Linked DNA regions of Homo sapiens: region 2 is linked to region 1. Evidence: read pairs that join two places in POLR2A ChIA-PET (ENCODE). Cell type or tissue: K562. All regions are shown on one strand.

Region 1 (2,500 bases):
GCTTTCCTTAGAATCTGCTCTTCCGCCTGATGGAAGGCCTACTCTCCTGCCCAAGGGAAGATCTGCTCTCCCGCCCAGCAGCAGGCCCCTCCTCGTGATGGGACTGCTGGGGACCGTGATTCTTCTGTCTGAGGTCGCATAACGCCCCATGGCTCAAGGTCAGAGACCCAGAAGGCAGAGGCGGGAGGGTGGCCCCACGCTCCCTGACCCTCCACCCTGATGTCCCAGCTACAGTCCTAGGCAACCAGAACAGAGCTGCCAGGCCCCGCCAAGCAGGTGACTCCCACTGACCTGGCTGCCCCAGAGAGGCCATCACCCCTGAGATCCCGAGGCTGACCCTTCCAGCCTCTCTGCTCTGGGCTTGGAGGAGGTCTTTCCAGAGCAGACCACCCGGACCAGTGGCCAGAATTCCCACCCTCCCCCAAAAGCCAGAACTCCCTCAGCCTCTGGCCAGAGCTGCTGCCTCCCCTCCTTCCTGCCATCTCTGTGCTCCACTGGGATAGCTCGGAAACCGTCACCTGCGGTGCATTTGGGAGGAGAGCTCTGGGGCTGTGTTCCTGGAACTCTCCAGGAGCCTCCTAGGACACGCATGAGGTGTGTTTGGTAGGAGAGCACCAGGGCTATATTCCTGGAACTCTCTGGAAGCCCACCTCTGAGGACACGCGTGGGGTGCATTTAGGAGGAGAGCTCTGGGGCTGCGTTCCTGGAACTCTCTGGAAGCCCACCTCCAAGGACACGCGTGGGGTGCATTTGGGAGGAGAGCTCCGGGGCTGCGTTCCTGGAACTCTCTGGAAGCCCACCTCCAAGGACACGCATGGGGTGCGTTTGGGAGGAGAGCTCCGGGGCTGTGTTCCTGGAACTCCCCGGGAGCCTCCGAGGACAGTGCTCCCTTGTCTGTCTGTGCAGCCACAGCCTCCTAGGCCAAGCAGAAGAAAGTCATTCATTCATCCCGAAAATATGTAACGGGAGCCAGCTCCATGCCACGCTCTGGTCTGGGCTCAGGATATGCAGCGAACAAGACAGTCCAGGACCTGTCATTTAAAGGTGCAAGAAAGCAGAGAACACAAAAGCAAATGAATCCACGCACAGAGTGCTCAGATGCTTGTGATGGCAAAGAAGAGACGGCCACAGGCAGGGACGAGGCAGGCGCGACCTTGTCATTTGCCCGGCCTGGAATGGCCTCTCTGAGAAGGTGGATTTAGGGAGAAAACCAGAATGACAGACACACCAGAAGAAGCCAGACACACCAGGCAGGGGAAAGAGCCAGGGACAGGCCCGCGGTGGGACAGGTTCGGCGTGTTTGGGATGAGACAGAAGGCCAGTGTGCCTGCAGGTTGGCACAGAGCGAGGCTCTAACAGGAGCTGACCACAGCCCCAAGGCAGGAGGTTGTGGGATGCACAGCGGGGAGCCCCAAGCTGAGGTTACACAGGGTCTGAGGTTGATGATTAAATGAGTGGCTCCCACTGCTGGGCCGGGGACAGAAACGGGAGCAGGAAGTGGCCAGTTTGGAGGTGGCTGCAGGACCCAGCCGGACATTCCAGTGGCGGGGTGGAGAAGCTGCAATGTGCACAGATTCCAAATACCTTTAAGAGGCACGACATTCGAGGTTTGTGGACAGATTATGTGGGAGGGTGAAGAAAATGCAAAAATGAAAGATGGGTCCAATGCTTGGGTCCTGAGCCACTTGCTGACATGCTAAACTGTTGGGGACAGGAGTCGGGGGGGCCGAGACTTGTTTCGGCCGTGATCAGCCTCAATGCCGGCGACGCGGCCACGTGCAGCTGTTCCTGGGCACAGGTTGTGCAGATGAGTCCACAGCCAGGGATGCAGTTTAGTCTGGCAATTTAAATTTGAGACTTGTCAACACAAGCTATGGGACTCAATGAAAGCCCCCAGCCAGAAGGAGTGGACTGAGAAGAGATGGTGACCACACCACTCACTGAGAAGGCGGGGCTGGTGAGACAGGAAAAGCCAAGAGCTTGTCATGGGTCAAGAGGGGAATGAGGCCAGGTGCGGTGGCTTCCGCCTGGAACCCCAGTACTTCCAGAGGCCGACGCAGGAGGATCGCTTGAGCCCAGGAGTTCAAGACCAGCCTTGGCAATATAGTTAGACCCCGTCTCTGTAGGAAATTTTTTTTTAATTAGCTGGGCATGGTGGTGCGTGCCTGTAATCCCAGCTACTGGCAGGGAGACTGAGGTGGGAGGATCGCTGGAGCCCGGGAGGTGGAGGCTGCAGTGAGCCTTGTTCCTGCCACTGCACTCCACCATGGGCAAGAGTGAGACCTTGTCTCTACAAAATAAATCAATGAAAGAGAAAGGAGCGGGTTTAGGGTTTAGAGAAGTAGGAATGTGGAGATGTGTGTGGTGGGGAGGACCATTCATGCCAAATGTCACATCCGGAAGGGGACCAGAGGACCCTTCAGCCCGAACCCCTCAGGCAGACGAGGATGCTGGAACCCAGAGGCGTTAGCTGACTGGTCCAAGGGCACCAAAGAGTGGC
Region 2 (2,500 bases), 260 kb before region 1:
AACCCCAGCACTTTGGGAGGCCTAGGTGGGTGGATCACTTGAGGTCAGGAGTTCGAGACCAGCCTGGCCAACAGGGTGAAACCCCGTCTCTACTAAAAATACAAAAATTAGCCAGGCGTGGTGGTGGGCGCCTGTAATCCCAGTTACTCGGGAAGCTGAGGCAGGAGAATCTCTTAAACCCAGGAGGTAGAGGTTGCAGTGAGCTGAGATCGCGCCACTGCACTCCAGCCTGGGTGAAAGAGCAAGGCTCCGTTTCAAAAAAAAATAAATAAAGATAAATTAAAAAAAAAAAAAAAAAAAGAGGGCGCGGTGGCTCACACCTGTAATCCCAGCACTTTGGGAGGCCAAGGCAGGTGGATCACGAGGTCAGGAGATCGAGATCATCCTGGCTAACACGGTGAAACCCCGTCTCTACTAAAAATACAAAACATTAGCCAGACGTGGTGGCGGGCGCCTGTAGTCCCAGCTACTTGGGAGGCTGAGGCAGGAGAATGGCGTGAACCCGGGAGGCGGAGTTTGCAGTGAGCTGAGATCGCCCCATCGCACTCCAGCCTGGGCGACAGAGCGAAACTCCGTCACCGGAAAAAAAAAAAGAGGAGGAGGAGTAGGAAAAAAGGGTGAAACAGAAGCAATGGAGTGGGGCCCCAGGTCCTTGTCTCATGTCCTCTTTCTCACAGGGACATCCTCAGAGCTTGCTCTGGTGGTGAACAAGCAAAGGGGCAGGGTGGCAGAATTAGGCAGGATCAGAATGAGGGACTGAAGTGGCTGAGCCTGGCATCCTTCCTAAATATTTTCCAAATACATTTCTTAATAGAAAAGGAATCACAGAAGTTTTTAGGACCCAAGTCTCCAAAGACTGGCTCAAACTAAAGTCTTCTCATTAAAATATTGGATCCAAGAAGGAAATAAGATGCCCCTGTAGGAAGGAGAGACCCCAGCAACGTCCTTCAGCTGGGCACCGCCTGTTCCACCCAGGAGCACCTAGGACGAGCTCCTGCAAAAGGAATGCATTCACTGCAAGCCTGGGAGCAACGTCCCATCCGCTTCTGGTATAACTAAATGAAGCCATGATCCCCCTCTCCCCGCTGCCAAGCAACGCTCATGTGCTCCAGGAAGCCCCACGCACGTTCCCACGGCTCATGCGGGCAGCCTGTGTCTCGGCTCAGCCCTCAAGGGTGCCATGCTCCCCGTGTGATGGATTCCAGTTTAACAGCTTTTAAAAACAAGCAGACAAGAGACGGGCGTGATGGATGAGTGCAGGAAGCACGCTCATTTGGAGATGATTTATGGGAAGTCATGTGTTGCCGCTCATGGGTGCGTCCCTGAGGGTGGGGGCCGGGGTGGATGGATGAGTTTGGATAGTGTAAGCTGCACTACCACGGCAGGCTCACACTCAGCCCCATGGCGTGTGCGGCAGCTCCCGCTCCCATCTCATCACGGCAGGCTCACACTCAGCCCCATGGCATGCGCGGCAGCACCCGCTCCCATCTCATGCTGTCTGCATCAGGGCAGAAGACTTTGTTTATCTCTCAGCTCCAGAACAAAGATGCTCCCCCATCCCCAAAAACATCTAGAGAAGAGACAACCGGCCACATTCCTTGGCTCCTCTGTGTGACCCCAACAACGAACAGCAATGTGGTTTAGGAAAATTCAGGTTATCCCATGAGAGTGGTGAAGGGGAGGGGAAAGGAAGGGAAGGGTCAGGGTTGGAGGAGCAGATGACCCTCCTCTGGAGTTTTTGCTCAGGCCCATCTCTTCCCTGTGGACCTGAAAGACCCATCTGCTCCAGGCCTCAGCCACTGCATGTAACAGACAAATCTCGTTTTGCAGCATCCATGTTTTTAATAAGGACTTAGAATTTACTATACAGTAAAACCCAAATTGAATCCATAGTTAAAGGGATGAGCTTTAAAACGGGATCTAATTGACAGGACCCTTTCCGAGGCAGAGGCAATGAACCAGGGCTGAGGCAATGTCCTAGGAGGAAACTGCTTCCTCCCCACACTCTCCTTTGAAGCAAGGACTCGCCTGCAGTGATGGGGAGTCTCGGTCGAAGGGCTCCTTGCCAAGGCCATTCCTGAATCAGAAAGGCCAGCCCGCCTCACTGGGGCAAAAGCTCCTGCAGGCTTTTCCCTGCCCGGGTTTCTCCATCACTGTTCTCCAAGTCCCTCTTAGGAAGCCCCTTCCTCTAGTCACATTCCTTTGGGCCATGGACGGCATCCACATGCCAGAGCTCTGGTAGCCCAAGGGGTGGTTTTGGCGGCCCCTTCTCTGAAGCCCATGTCCAGGCTGCAGGGAGAACCCAGGAGCTCGCGGGGCAGGAGGGTGTCTACAGGCACACCTGACCTCAGATGTGTGTACATGGCCCTCTTCCTTCAGACACCCGCCATCCACCATCCTGAAGGTGAATAAAAGACAGGCAGAGATTCAAAGCCACACGCAGGCCTCAGACTGCATTGCTCCTTGCTCTGAGGGGCTTCCTCTCAGAGGGGCTTCCTTC

What was found. ChIA-PET counts read pairs that join two places held together with the same protein. Peaks named below come from ENCODE experiments on the same cell type or tissue, not always from the same donor. Only the 100,000 strongest peaks of a DNase experiment are listed, where the experiment ranks them.
Region 2: POLR2A ChIA-PET joins it to region 1 with 5 read pairs; 2 of 35 experiments call an interaction of 5 or more read pairs at or near these places.

The regions. Positions count from the first base shown.
Region 1 is chr17:79,737,905-79,740,404 of GRCh38, forward strand. ENPP7 (ectonucleotide pyrophosphatase/phosphodiesterase 7) reads left to right here. Exons shown (of 6, transcript NM_178543.5): 5 at 12-158. The coding sequence ends at 142. Among named protein-coding and RNA genes, the nearest start is that of ENPP7, 8.2 kb to the left of the region's middle. In K562, no CTCF peak of the experiment used is centred here; no DNase peak of the experiment used is centred here; H3K27me3 peaks cover 2,500 bases.
Region 2 is chr17:79,476,977-79,479,476 of GRCh38, forward strand. The region is part of intron 2 of RBFOX3 (RNA binding fox-1 homolog 3); the gene reads right to left. Among named protein-coding and RNA genes, the nearest start is that of RBFOX3, 130 kb to the right of the region's middle. In K562, no CTCF peak of the experiment used is centred here; a DNase peak (open chromatin) is centred at 1,325; H3K27me3 peaks cover 2,076 bases.